Regions from separate parts of the Homo sapiens genome. Here region 2 is linked to region 1. Evidence: read pairs that join two places in POLR2A ChIA-PET (ENCODE). Cell type or tissue: B cell. All regions are shown on one strand. Region 1 overlaps STIM2 (stromal interaction molecule 2). Region 2 overlaps STIM2 (stromal interaction molecule 2).

Region 1 (8,000 bases):
GTCACAATTTTACCAGAATTGGAAGCATCTCTGATCATCTTTACTTAACCAAAGGAAATGAGTAGCTATAACACTGACTGTCAAAACTCAGATTAGCCTATTTTATTTCATGTTGTTGTTAAACAAACAAGTTTCTCAAAAGGCAACAAGAAAATTCCTATTGTTCCTCATACCCAGGGCAACATATATAAATAAATAAATTCTAATCTCATTTTAATGTTTGACTCTGTTTTAATTTAAGAACTTGTTTTAATTAAAATAACTATATTTTATTTGATTTTTGTCTTCTTTCAAGCATCTAGTTGTACCATGAACATAAAAGATATTCAGTAAGTACTTATCAAATTGACTCTTATCCCTATAATTTCATCATTCTAGTCATGTGTATAATAAAATCAGAAATACTAATGTTGATGTTCAGAATACATTTAAAACAGATTTGAAAACTTTCAACTTGATCAAAATACAAACCTCAAAGCAACAAAGGATACTTATCTAAATAGGGCATGTAAGGAAGTTGACTAGGGACACAATGTATATATTTCATTACATATAATGATTAGATTGTAATAACTGATTAGAGTCTTTTTGGATGTAGGAAATCATCCAGGGAAAAATAAAACTTAAGAAGCAATCTTGTAAGGGTAAAAAATTCTGGTAGAATCATTGCAAATTTTGACATTTAAATCCTTCAAGATTATTAAGTTAATTAAATTAATTAAAAATTATAATTTCTAAATTATATCATTTGGTACTTGCAAATGATACAATTTAGATATAATTTAGAAAATAAAATTTAGAGAACAACTGGATTCAGACACCTAAGGGATAAACTGGCAACCTGGACTTTGCTATCAAATCTATCTGGGTTTAAATGCTGCCTTGGGCAAAATGTTTAACTTGTCTCTGACTTGGTTTTTTTAACCTGTAAAATGGGAAGGACAATATATACCTCATTTTAATCATGAGGGTTAAATGAGATAATATAAAGTACTTCTATGTAGCATACATTTTAAAATGGTTGCTATTTTTTATTAATTTCATTTTTAAAATTCAGGTATAACGTATAGACGCCATAATTCGATGGTTATTGTCATTTAAAATGTCACAAGAAAGAGACGCACATTAATTCATTCAAGTAGATGTGTTCATAAAAATGAATCAGTATCAAATAAAAAAGTTTTTCTTAGATTGGCCAAAAGTTGACCCTTGATGTTATTTACAAATGATATAGTTGACCCATCTTCTGAAACTCAAAATCATGTTCCTTGGAAATAATTTTTCCAAGAGCCTGATTATTTAGACAAGAAAAATTGATTAAAACTTGAAAATGCATAATTTAGAAAGATTAAAGAATGGATATATTTATATTTCCTTTGTGCCCTCAGCCACGGAAGTAACTTGTAGATTCAGTATGGGGAAATGACATCTAGCATATAATTCTCCCTGAGTGGAAAATACATTTGCATAACAAAGACTCACCTGGGAAGTGTCGTTCCTTTGACATTGTTGTCTCTAAAATTCTTCTCATATTGGGGTAGTTCAACAAACTCTATCAACCACTGAAGAGTGTCTTCAAGGGTCCAATTATGAACTGCAGGAGATAAAAGGGGAATGCATATTTTAAACACACCTGCTTTCAGAAATACATATTCTATAATTTCAGAGAATATAAAGATATTAGATTGCATTTTCAATTTAATCAACATTAAGTACCAAAACTGTATCTAGCACTCTATGAGAAGAAGAAAGCCTTACAATCAAAAACAGAAGTGATAGTAAAAGCAATTAGGACAAAGATTAGCATGATTAATTCGAAAATAAACACCTATACAAGTTTGTAAGAATGAAATAATCTATCATTTTTCTGGTTGTAGAAAATTACCAGATACATACTTGTTCATTCTTTCATCTAGCCATCCACCCATATAGTATTGTAATACCGAAAACATTCTGAATACCAGATTTCATTCTAAGCACTGGGCATATGGCAGTGAATAAAACGGATAAAGTCCTTGTATGGAACTTAAATTCCTTTGGGTTTGGGGAGGGGCACTTTATGAAAGAAGGAAGAAGAGGAAGGGAAATTTCAGATAGTGATTAACTTAAGAAAAGCAGGAAAGATGTCAGGGTAAGCCTCTCTAAGGAGCTGACATCTGAGACCTAAAAATTGCAAGGAGTCCCATTGTGAAGACATGGGTGAAAAATATCCCAAAGAGAGGAAAAGGCTGTAAAAAAAAGCCTTCAGATGGAATGAACTAGCAGTGTTTGAGAGACTGGCAGAAAGTCAGAGAGGAGCTAGGTCATGAAAGGCTTTCAAGAACTCTGGACAGTTTTCTAATTTCAATAAAAAGAAGGGGAATAATCTTTTTTTAGAATGTTGTTCTTCAATGTGGAGAATAGATTGTTCATGATAAGACTAAAAATGGTCCAGTCTTATCATGAAATACGGAGAAATAAGAAGACCATTCCTTATATAATTGCCTAGACAGGAAAGGGTCATCATCTTAGACTATGATAGTAGTAGATAAGATGACAACAAGGAGTCAGATTCAGGATATATTCTGGGGATAATGCTATTAAGATGCGCTGATGAAATGGACAGGGGCTGGTAGCTAAACAAAAGCCAAAAGTACAGAGGGTGCTACCATTAACTGAGATAGAAAAGAATGGGGAGGAAAAGATTGGGGAAACGAGCAGGGGCCGGTGACAGAGATCAAAAGTTGTTTTAAGACACGTTATGTTTGAAGTATGCATTTGACATTTAAGTGTAGATAATAGAGCAGCAGTCAGATCTGCAAGTCTGGAGCTTAGGAAAAAGTGAGGTTAGGAACAGAGGTATTGGTGGGAAGTCACCAACATACAGATGATCTTTAGACTAAATGACATCAACCAGAAAAGACAGCTATTAATAGATTCTAGAAGACTGGACCTAAATCAAGAATAAAATAACTAGCATCTCTTCTCCTGGATATTTATTTTAAATTAAGTCCTTTGTATGCATTTTCTTAAGTCTTAAAAAAAACTTACGAGGTTCTAACATAATTATCTTTATTTTGGAAGTTAAAAACTAAAAAGCTAATGGAACCAACAAAGTAAGCAGCAGGACTGGATTTGAACTCAGGCAAACTGTTCACAGAACAAAACTTTATACTACTCTGAAAGTAGTAATACTAAATAACAGTAAAGATATAAACAAGCAGTTAAGCGCTGGACGCAGTTCAGAGGTTTCTGCTTATGAAGAGTAATGATGAGTTTATGCAAAGGGAAGGATGTAAGTGTGCTTACAAATGAATAGTTCTATACTGTCTGCATTTAATTTGAGGGTTAATGCTTATAGACTACAGAAGAGATCAAGGGAGAGTGAAGAAAACGTGAGCAATAAAAGCAGATCTGGGAATCCATCTGTATATAAATAAATCTGAAAAAAATCTTTCTGATAAGCTACATAAAAATATGAATTCATACTTGCAAGCAAAGCTAGGTTTCCATCAATCTGCCTTTTTTATTAAGTGTTCTTTAGAGAAAAAGCTTAAATAAACCACAAACAAAAACCAAAAACATTTAAAACTAGATGTGGTAACTGATAGTTTTATATTGAAACAAAGCCTTGACTGTTCTCCCCTTCATGTGTTCCTACCATAAAACCTGGACATGGGCCTGAGGCTGCTGTATCCATTTAACCAAGTAACAGGATGTCAGCTGAAGGTTCAGGCCCTGGGTGTTTTCCACTGAATTTAGTGCATTCAAAGTAGACTTTTTACTCTTAAGTTTCTTCCTATTCAAGATGAACTGCATTGAGAATTGCCCTGTCCTCACTGCCAAAAAACTCATGGTGCAGCTGTACCTCACACGCCCACACAAAATCCCCAGCCAAGAAAACAAGATAAGATTCTCTCTATGACTGTTCAACAGTGAAAATTCCTGATCTAAACACTTCAGCACATCAAAGTCATCCCACAATTTCCAGTAAGTCAGTACAGAAAGGAAGAAAAATCAAATGAAAAAGAACATATTAAAACTGCCCAAATCTTAGTAATACTCTGCTTAGCAAATTGAAAATTGTAGTGGTCTTGACAACGAATCTTTAAAACAACAGATCTAACAGAACCATTTATTTTGGGGGGAGATTCACTTCTCCTTTTGCTGTGGTTTCCTTGGTGATACTTAGTAAACACCTTCACTTCTCTTCTCATGACCAGGACTTGCATTTTTTATTAGCATTCTCTGTTCCAAATACTCTAGTTGTCTTTCATTTCTTAGGACAGATCATACTATGTCCTTCTTCAGGGCCTCTGTACGTGCTGTTTGCTGAGTATAAGCTCCTTTTTGCTATCCCTCCACCTTTTTGTTTCATTAAACCTTCATATCTCAGCTAAAACTTTAATTCTTCAAGTGAACCTTTCTGAACATTACTATATAACCTTTTTTTTCCTTTTTTTGTAGAGATAGGGTCTTGCTATGTTGCATAGGCTGATCTCTTGAACTCCTCTGCCTCTCAAAGTGCTGAGATTACAGGTATGAGACACCACACCCAGCCCCTGATTATTAATCCCTTAGTAGCTTTTATGCATAGCATTTAAATAACTATAACTACTTATCTGTATGATTGTTACTTCAACAACTGTTTATTTCAGTAAAGTATAAGTCTTCTGCTCATCACTCTAACCCTAGCACTTGGTATAAAGGCACTCAACAAATTATTTGTTGGATGCTGTTGAATGACGTAGAACATGTTTAATTAATAAGTCTTATGAAAATCTAATTTTACATTTTAATGGTGAGACAAGGATTTGTATGTATAAGAAATTCTTTTTTAACATTTTCTAAATTTCAATAGCTTTTGGGGTACAAGCGATTTTTCATTACATAAGAAATTCTTGATGGTAAAAGAATTACTCATTTAAGAATTATCTGGTTCCTTATTACCTGCCTCTCACTGATCTTTTATAGATGCTGTTGCTAAACAACACTTCCATCAGAGGGCAAGCAGAGAGAGATACACCATTCCTTTTAAAGGTATCTTTCCCAATCTGCAGAGCTACAGAAATGCCAGCTTCTAAAATGTTAACTTATATTGTTTCTGCTTGAAGTTGTGGCCAGTGCTACAGGTCAGTGTCTCAAAGGGATTTTTGGCAATTTATTCTAAGACTAATGAAAAGAACTCTGGAATGGAAACAGACCTGATTTTACTCCCAGCTGTGCCACTGATTCAGGATAATATCATAGCCACATTATTTAACTACAGCTCAGATTCTCTTTTTTAAATTGATGTTATACATATGTTGGGAGTACATATGGTATTTTGATACACGTATACAATGTGTGATGATCAAATCAGGGTAACTGAGATATCCATCACCTCAAACATTTATCTTTTCTCCATGTTGGAACCATTATAATTATCTTCCAGCTATTTGGAAACACACAATAAATTACTGTTAACTTTAATTTCCCTACTTTAGTATCAAATACTAGAACTTATTACTTCTACCTAACTGCATTTTTGTACCCATTAACCAACTTCTCTTCATTCCCCTCTTCGCTTCCCAGCCTCTGGTAACCACCATTCTACTCTCTACTTCCATAAAATCCACTTTTTTAGCTCCTATATCTGAGGAAGAACGTGTGATATTTGTCTTTCTGTGCCTGGTTTATTTCACTTAACATAATGATCTTCAGTTCCATTTTGCTGTAAATAACGGGATTTTATTCTTTTTTATGGCTGAATAATATTCCATTGTGTATACATACCACATTTTCTTTATCCATCCACCTGATGATGGACACTTAGGTTGATTCCACATCTTGCCTATTGTGAATAGTGCTGCAGTAAACATGAGAGTGCAGGTATCATTTGGAACAATGATTTCCTTTCTTTTAGACATATATTCAGCAGTGAATCTGCTGAATCATATGCTAGCTCTATTTTTAGTTTTTTTGAGAAACCTCCATACTGTTTTCCTTAATAACTGTACTACTTTACATTCCCACAAATAGTATGTAAGAGTTCCCCTTTCTCCACACCTTCAACAGCATTTGTAATTTTTTGTCTTTTTGATAACAGCCATTCAAACTGGAGTGTGATAATATCTCATTGTAGTTTGGATTTGCATTTCCCTGATGATTAGTGATGCTGAACATTTTTTCGTATACCTGTGGGCCACTGGTATGTCTTTATGCCTACTCAGGTCTTTTGCCCATTTTTTACTCAGATTATTTGTTTTTCTGCTATTGAGCTGTTTGAGTTCCTTATATATTCTGGTTATTAATCTCTTGTCAGAAGGATAGTTTGCAAATTTTCTCCCACCCCATAGGTTGTCTCTTCACTTTGTTCATTGTTTCCTTTGCCATGCAGAAGCTTTTTAGCTTGATACAATCCCATTTGTCTGTTTTTGCTTTTGTTGCCTATGCTTTTCAGGTCTTAACCCAAAAAGCTTCTTGTCCAGCCTAATGTCCTGAAGCCTTTCCTCAATGTTTTCTAATAGTTTCAGATCTTACATTTAAGTCTTTAATCAATTTTGAGTTGATTTTTGCATATGGTAGAGATCTAGATTCATTCTTCTGCATAGAGATATCCAGTTTTCCTAGCACCATTTATTAAACAGACCATTCCTTCCCCAATGCACATTTTGGGTGCCTTTGTTGAAAATGAGTTGGCTAAAAGTGTATGGATTTATTTCTGGGTTCTCTATTCTGTTTCGTTGGTATATGTGTCTGTTTTTATGCCGGTACCATGATGCTTTGGTTATTATAGCTTTGTAATATAATTTGAATTCAGGTAGTGTGATATCTCCAGCAGTGTTCTTTTTGCTCAAGAATTGCTATAGATATTCATGGTCTTTTGTGGTTTCATACAAATTTTAGGATTTTTTTTTCTATTTCTGTGAAGGATATAATTGGTATTTTGATAGGGATTGTATTAAATCTGTAGATCACTTTAGGTAGTAAAGACATTTTAACAAGATGAATTCTTCCAATCCATAAGCATATCTTTCCTTTTTTGTGAATCCTCTTCAATTTCTTTAATCAGTGTTTTATAATTTTCTTTGTAGAGATTTTTCACTTCCTTGGTTAAATTCGTTTCTAGGTATATTTTTTGGTACCTATTGTAAAGAAGATTGCTTTCTTGATTTCTTTTTCAGAGTGATCTCTGCTAATGTATAGAGATGCTACTGCCTTTTGTAGGTTGATTTTGTATCCTGTAACTTTACTAAATTCATTTATCAGTTCTAAGAGTTTTCTGGTGAAGTCTAGGTTTTTCTAAATATAAGATCATGTCCCCTTCAACCAAGGATAATTTGACGTCTTCCCTTTCAATTTGAATGCCTTTTATTTATTTCTTTTGCTTAATTATTCTGGCTAGTATTTCTGGTATTACACTGAATAAAAGTGGTGAAAGTGGGCATCCTTGTCTTGTTTCAGATCTTAGTGGAAAGGCTTTCAATTTTTCCCCATTCGGCACGAAACACACAGCTTTTGGGCTTGTCATATATGGCCTTTATTGTGTTGAGGTATGCTCCTTATATACCCAATTTGTTGAAGGTTTTTATCATGAAGGGATGCTGAATTTATTAAATGCTTTTTAGCATCTATTGAAAAGATCATATAGTTTTTGACCTTGATTCTATTGATGTGAGGTAGCACATTTATTGATTTGTGTGTTGAACAGTCCTTGCATCTTAACATGCAAAATAATAAAATTGATCTAGACCACCTTTAAAATTCATTTAAACTGGGCCGTGTGTGGTGGCTCATGTCTGTAATCCTACCACTTTGGGAGACCAGGGTGGGTGGATCACCTGAGGACAGGAGTTCGAGACCAGCCTGGCCAACATGGCAAAACCCTGTCTCTACTATAAATACAAAAATTAGCCAGGCATAGTGGTAAATACCTGTAATCCCAGCTATTCCGGAGGCTGAGGCAGGAGAATCTCTTGAACCCAGGAGACAGAGGCTGCAGTGAGCCAAGACTGCGCTACTGTACCCCAGCCTGGGAG
Region 2 (8,000 bases), 60 kb after region 1:
CAGAAACTATGTTATGGTGTTTAACTTCCTAGTTCACAAAATCCTATTTAATCTGTATATAACTGAACTATATACAACCAATGGTGTTTCTCAAATGGCCTATGACTAAGACAGCCTCAGCAAGAGGGAACCCCCAATAATAAATCAGAACTCAAGCATAGAGATTAGATAGTCTGGATGATAAGAAACAGTAGAATAAGAGAAAGCTGTTTTCTATTGTGGTTGCTTTGAGGGACAAGCAGATACATGACCACAAATGCTCTGGGAGGATCAGCTCTTATCAAATGTCATAAACAAAAAGATAACTCAACAGCAGTTGGTAAATGAACTGGAAAAGCAAGAGACAGAGAAGAAACTCCAGTAAATAGGTTACTATAATTGTCAGGACATAAGGACATAAGTACTAAACTAAATAAATGCTGGGACCAGGTAGAAGTTTCACAATTTAAGTAAGAAATATTCTAATATAAAATCATCAGATGTTTTCTTAAAATCTGTCTCAATAACTTGCACAATGATTCTTAACCATCTAGGTTACAGAACCATCTTACTTTAAAAACCAAAAGATCCTCCCCCACATAAAAAAGACAAATACAACCCTGCTTTATAGTAACTGAATGTCAATGACTTCCTATAAAACATACAAAGAAATTTTTAAGGTTGAACTTGGCAAAAGTAAAGTCACAAAATACAGGAGCAGAAAACAAGGTATCTTGCAAGAGCATCACAGTAGTATTTATATTTATAAATATTGTGCCTGAGATTAAAAGAACTGTAAAAATATAATGCAAAACTTTAAGATTTATCAAGGTACAAAGAGTAAGTCATGAACCATATTTTCAAAGACCTAATCATAAAAAAAGTAAGATTTGTAACTATACTGTCTACTCATAAAAGGTCAAGATAAAGAGCTTCTGGCTACTATCAGAGTCCTGAAAGTCTAGTGGTTCTCAAACTTCATCAGAATCACCCAGAGGATTTGTTAAAACGGATTGCTAGGTCCCATCCCCAAGCTGCTGATTCAGTAGGGTTGGGGTGGGGCTCAAGAATTTGCATTTCTAACAAGTTTTCATGTTAAGTTAATACTGCTTGTCAAGGGAGCATCAATTTATTTACTCCTTAGAGCAATTTCTTGGAACTACACCAACTCCATTTTCATCTACTTCTTTCCCTCCTTTCTCACTCTGTAAGCTAAATGAGAAGTATTAGGGTGGCCCTAACCTTTTTCTATTTAATATCTTGCTTCTAAAAGATGTATAGAGTGCCTATCTCATTTTGAATAATTTAAACTATAGTTACATATACGTAAACAAAGAAGAGGTAACCAAAATGACAAACAAGTATGTAATGCTCAGCACGCTTTGGTGAGTTGCTGAAGACCAAAATACCTTACACATACCCTATAAGATGACTTCCACCTACATAAGAATCTTTCTTCCAGATTCCTAATCAATGGCGTCCAAAATCATTACTTCCTGGGTCTCTTCAGATCAACAGACATCCACAATCCAGATATAAATTAAATTTTAAAATAGAATTTGCAGCTAAAATATAAAGACATAGTGGCAAATTTATAGGAAAAGATATTTTAAAAAGTTTAATCATGTCTTCCCTTATCAAAATGATATCTACACTTTCTGCCTCACTCATTCTCTGCTTTTTTTCCCTAAACTAGTATAAATAAGTGAACTTTGTTCTTTTTTTTTTTTTTTTTTTTTTTGAGATGGAGTTTCGCTCTTATTGCCCAGGCTGTAGTTCAATGGCGCGATCTCGGCTCACTACAACCTCCACCTCCCGGGTTCAAGTGATTCTCCTGCCTCAGCCTCCTGAGTAGCTGGGATTGCAGGCATGTGCCAATATGCCCATCTAATTTTGTATTTTGTGTAGAGACAGGGTTTCTCCATGTTGGTCAGGCTGGTCTCAAACTCCTGACCTCAGGAGATTCACCCACCTCGGCCTCCCGAAGTGCTGGGACTGCAGGCATGAGCCACCGCGCCTAGCCTTGTTCTATTCTTATATTACCACTTCTTACAGGTATCACAAGTATCAGAACTAATTTTAATCATAAAATGCACAGTGGACATCATTAAAAGGTCAGCAACTAATGTGCTATATGATGAAGAAACCTGCAAACAGTGGCCATGAAAATTAGAGAAGAACAAATATTAACATTAGCAAGTGTCTCTAGAACTTGCTTTCTTGAGAAATTCTCACAATTGTCTGTTCTTATGAAAATGGAATGAAATCTGTGTGACTTATAATATGACATTGCTTTACAATTCATTAGCACAGTGGTCTCCAAATTTGGGTTGCCGACACCCAAAAAGGATGTATAATCTAATCCACTTGAAATTTTGAGAAAATATTAGAATTTACATTTACATTTAATTTTATCTCATTTTTTTAATCTATATTTTTGTGGGTATTTTTTTTTCTTTTTTTGAGATAGTCTCGCTCTTTTGCCCAGGCCAGAGGGCAGGGGCACGATCTCGGCTCACTGCAAACTCCGCCTCCTGGGTTCAAGTGATTCTTCTGCCTCAGCCTCCCAAGTAGCTGGGATTACAGGCGCGTGCCACCACGCCCGGCTAATTTTTGTATTTTTAGTAGAGACGAGGTTTCAGCAAGTTGGCCAGGGTGGTCTCAAATGCCTGAATTCAAGTGATCCTCTCCCCTCAGCCTCCCAAAGTGCTGGGATTACAGGCGTGAGCCAATGCACCCAGCCGTATTTTTGCGGGTATTTTAAAAACATGTAACATTAGTACAATAGTTTGAATGTGTTTATATATGTTATATATGTATCCATACACACTACTTATATACAGCTATTTATTTTAAAATTATATCAGGAAGCACATACTCAAAAACCTTTTTTTTCTTGTTTTTTTTTTTTTTTTTTTTTTGAGATCAGGTCTCGTTATACTGCCCAGGCTAGTCTCCAACTCCTTAGCTCAAGTGATCTTCCTACCTTAGCCTCCTGAGTTGGCTGAGATTACAAGTGTGTGCTACCACCCTCTGCAAAACCCAAAGCATATGATAAAAAACAGTCTGGAAAAATATGAGGATGATAATATAAAAACAGTTTGGAAAAATATGACAGTAGAGCCACTTTTGACCTATAGAAAGTCATTTTCCTTTTTGCTGCTATCAGAAATGCTAATTGATTCAACAATGCCATTTGAAGGACTGTATTTGAACCACAGGTTTCTCCACATTTGCATCAAATCTACTAGGTATCTTTCACCTTTTCCTCAACTTGTAAATCTGTTCAGCAGAAGACTCACTTCTATATCTAAAAATCCATAATTTTCTTCAACATATAATAACTTTTCTGTTAACTTTCCAACTTCCCCTTAATATTTACCTTTAAGTACGATAAAATGTTTTCATAAGAACAGATATGAAAAAATGAAGAATTCCAGACACTAACTTTTTTTTTTTTTTTTGAGCTCTCAATAGCAGTTCTGCAGACTAGAAGTGCTGGCCTATGACTTGCGTGCCCTCTGCATTAAGCGCTAATATATCCGGGGTACAGAGACCTCTTACCTCAGATTCACTCTCCCACAAGCTCTTTTATGTTTTCCACTGTTGCCTTACTTTCTTGATATCCACAGATCATACCAGCATTAATCTGCTGCTTTCTCATGTCTTTTCTCACTTCTAGTCTCTCATGTACACATTGATTCTTTATTACTTCTCAGTTCTTTCAGGACAAGTCGTTATGTGTTTTTTCCATGAAATGACCAGATGCCTTTGTTTATCTTTGCAAAGCCAACATCTAGCACACTGTCTGGCAGACAATAGGTGCTCAATAAAAGACTGCTGAACCGAAGTTAGTTTCTTCAGCTCTTAATTATTTTTCTGTTGTTGACAAGTACTAAGCAGTTGCTGCTGCTGCTTAGCTCCAGAGAGTGCTCCTAACCCATGATCACCATGGGCTCTCCATGGTCACTTACAGGCCCAGGCCATTCCAAAAGTTTGATTTTCCAATATTCATTCGTTAAACAAACATTTATTAGATGCTTATTAAGTACTATTTAGACATTTATAGCCAAGATATACTACCATGAAAAATTTAATAAATGCAAAACAAAAGCATCAAATTTAGCAAACGATGTTCAATTTATCAATTGCTAAAATGACTTTATCTTTGATCAGATGCTACAGTAAGTTTAGTGTCAGTACTAACGAGTTATGTTAAAGTCACTGAAAAATCTGTGTGGTGTTATTTTGGTAGCAATTATCAATTTTCAGGAAAAAAAACTCAAACAAAAACCGACTGACCACTTACATTATGCCAAACTTAAGAGACAGTTTGTATTACAAAAGTTCCTTGTCAAACAGACGTTAAGATTCACCATCCTTTGAAGATTAATAATCTACATTAACACAGAGAAACAAGAAACACTAGAAGTCAAGAACATGGGTTCTGGAGTTGGCCTGGCTTCAAAACCTCAACTCTATCATTTACAAGCTTGTAACTATGGGCATATTGCCTAATCCACCAAACTGTTTCCTCATCTGCATATAAGATAATAAGAGTAGATTCTTAGCTAATACAGTTGTTATAAGGAGTCCATACCATAGTACATACAAAAGTGCTTATACGATGGAACAAATAGTAAATGCTCAATAAATGTTATCTTAGTATATAAATCTATAAATTTAAGTTTAAGAAGTCCTACAAAACTAATCCAGCATTTCCCAATTTTGACCACGTAATCCATTTTCCCATAAAACACTTACTAACATTCTCTGCTACTTTAATTGTGTGCTGATTGCCATTATTTTCCAGAAAGAATTAAAGTCTCTATTTTTATGGTATCGTTATATTAACTAAACAAATCATGAAATTATGAAAATTTCAGTATATAGGAAAGTACCTCAGTAACTGTAAGTTAATAGACAGCAAGACTTCTCTAGCACCTATGCCCTTCCCTTCCCTTTGCCCTGCTTGTTCTTTCAGAAGAATGTCAAGTGATCCTTCAGTCAAACAAATTACACTGGTACATTTGTGCATGTAATTAGAGTCACCATTCACTGCAAAGCTCTACTCAATAGATAACTTTTAATCAGGCTTTAAAATTCTACACATATCCTATTACAAAGATGAACACAATGGGTTTTATTGTGGGACATTTCCAAAACAAAGCCTTTTAAAGGAAATTTTATAACTTTACTGCTTTTATACTCTATATTTCTATGGCTTGAGAATCTCCCATCAAATATTTCTAGTTAGTAAATTATCAAAATAAACTGTGGTAAGCAGTCTCTGAAATGGCTCCCAATGATACCCACATCCTTGTATTTGTCTCCCCGTGATGGTTGGCTGGACCTAGTAACTCACTTCCCATGAGTAGAATACAGCAAAAGTGATGGGACGTCACTTCCAGCATTAGTCACAAAAAGATTATGACGTCCACATTACTGCCCCTTCTCTTTCTCTCAGAGCTCCCTCTCACTCTGAGAGAGTGAAACAGTGGGCTGAGGGAACCCCATTGTCATGTTATAAACTGCCTACAGAGAGACTTATACGGCAGAAAACTGGTATCTCCAACAGCCATTGAGGACCTCTGAGACTAACAGCTATATGAGTAGGTTTTTAAGTGGATCCTCCCCTAATCAGGCCTTGAGATGACACAACCCCAGCTGATATCTTAATTGCAGCCCTGTGAAAGACCCAGAGCCAGAAGACCCACCTAAGCTGCACTAAGATTTCTGACCCACAGAAACCATGAAATGAGAAATGTGTGTTGCTTTAAGCCACTAAGTTTTGGGGTCATTTGTTACATAGCAATAAACTAACACATAAGTTAAAAGTTAACCTTAGAAAACTTCAGCAAAAAATATATGTATTTAATCTTTTGGACACAATACCCCACATAATTCAAAACACACTGTTCAATTTTAAAATGCATTGCCTTCTTTTTTGTCTAATCCTAATTTTGCCTATTTTCTTAAGTGACTCTCCACAGACACATCTGTGTTGTTAACTAAGCTTTCCAACAGGTATAAAAATCATGGCAAAGAATGTATTGTGAAGGCAGCATATGTAACATAAGGAATACTGAAATACTAGGTACAATGGACTTTTCAGATAAGTAGGTCTTAAAGTTGATTTTGTTTTATATATGTATATCAAACAAACTGATAAAAAAAAACCTCTAAAACTACCTATTCCAGGTGGTAAAATGAAAAAGAATAAATAAAAACAAAGAAAAACTAGAACAAGGAAAGGAATGAAAAAAATGTTCATTCAAAGAAAAAGAGGGAAAGGTAAGAACAGAAAACAAAATTCATATACACTAGAATCTATGATAAAACTTTTCAGTCACAAAATGAGCAATAACAATGTGAACTCCACTGCTGTGCTCAGGGCAACAAAACCATTAATTTCTCTTATTTAAATTATTTGTTGACCAAATACCTACACTTTCCAAAATTTCACTAAAATTGACAGACCGTGCAGCCTTGAATGCAATCAACAATTCAATCTTAACAGATCACAGATTCTGCACACATTGACATCTAACCTTTTTTATGTTGGTCCAGAAGATGATGACCTAGACAGCAAAAGCTTTATATCCTATTCCTGATCTGAAGCACCCAAAGTACTCCAAATTCAGTTTTAACATAGCCCTGGAAAGTTATCAGACATTTATTCTCTTATTTGTCCAAGTACTGTACACATGATACACTTTAAGTGTTACCCTCACTTTGCCTGCCACCCTATAGAACATTACAGCCCCCATCATCTCTAACTGATAATGATCCCCCTGCCCCTGCTTACTTATTTTGTTTAGTCTCCTTCCCACAAGCCCTACCTGAATGTTCACTTAAAGGCACAGATTTTGTCTATCTTGTTCCTAATCTATTCCAAGCAACTATTTGAGTATCTGGTATAAAATAGGCCATCAGATATTAGCTCAATATTAAATAAATTATAAAAATAAAGAATTTTTCATATGACCAAATACAAAACAGAGGATACTAAAGAGAAAAAAAAATAAGTTTTTAAACAGAATTTTCAAATGCTAAATACTTTTCTGAATTTTTTTTAGAAAAGCAACATTTCAAAACAAAACAAAAATCACAAGAAATTAAGTACTTTAAAATTTGGGCTAAAATCACAAGAAATTAAGTACTTTAAAATTTGGGCTAAGGTTTCCTATCAAACGTATAAAGTCTCCTAGTGAAGGCCAGTAAAGGTCCATAAAATAATTATTGCTTATTTCTTTCAAAAAGACACCTTAACAAGAAATACAAACCAAAATGCACCTATATTGAACTGAAGGACTATAGTACAAGAACTGCAGAATTAATAATTCATCCTTTAAAGCATACAAACACATCACACAGAGCCTAGATCAGTGCTAATAGAAATAAAATGTGAGCTACATACATAATTTTGTTTTCTAGAAGTTACACTGAGTAAAAACAAAGGAAGTAAATTTTAATATTATATTTCATGTAACCCAATATGTCTAAAATATCTCCAACAGGTAATCAATATTTTCAAATTAGATATTTAATATTATTCTTCTCATATAAGCCTTCAAAATTTCAAGTGTGTTTTATACTTTATAGCACACCTCAACTTCGAATGCTCAATAGCCAAATATGGCTAGTGGCTACCACACTGGACAGTGGATTTCTACATTCTTTTAGGTAGTAGTAAAATATAAAGGCATGTTGTGTTTGCATTTAAATAGTAAGAGAAATACAGAAAGATATCATCTTCTGTTTTTAAATATTAAAATTCACCTCTCATATCAAAGAATTCTAAGCTCTACTTTTTAAGCCTAAGTTTTATTTAGTTCTAACTTTTATTACAACATGCCTAAAATTCCACTGAAATTTAAAAGACTCAATAAGATTTCCACTGAAATATAAATTACACAGCCATGTATGCTTAATTTGTTTTGCAGAGTGGTGATAACACTTTGCACATGTGCATTTAATATCTGATAAACGCTGGTGCATGCCTGTCATCCAAGCACTTT

The links. Peaks named below come from ENCODE experiments on the same cell type or tissue, not always from the same donor. Only the 100,000 strongest peaks of a DNase experiment are listed, where the experiment ranks them.
Region 2: POLR2A ChIA-PET joins it to region 1 with 10 read pairs; 5 of 35 experiments call an interaction of 5 or more read pairs at or near these places.

What each region holds. Positions count from the first base shown.
Region 1 is chr4:26,988,973-26,996,972 of GRCh38, reverse strand. STIM2 (stromal interaction molecule 2) reads right to left here. Exons shown (of 12, transcript NM_020860.4): 4 at 1,483-1,594. Among named protein-coding and RNA genes, the nearest start is that of STIM2, 130 kb to the right of the region's middle. In B cell, no CTCF peak of the experiment used is centred here; DNase peaks (open chromatin) are centred at 1,602, 3,902 and 4,012; H3K4me3 peaks cover 3,555 bases; H3K27ac peaks cover 6,654 bases.
Region 2 is chr4:26,928,634-26,936,633 of GRCh38, reverse strand. The region is part of intron 2 of STIM2 (stromal interaction molecule 2); the gene reads right to left. Among named protein-coding and RNA genes, the nearest start is that of STIM2, 72 kb to the right of the region's middle. In B cell, no CTCF peak of the experiment used is centred here; no DNase peak of the experiment used is centred here; H3K27ac peaks cover 2,794 bases.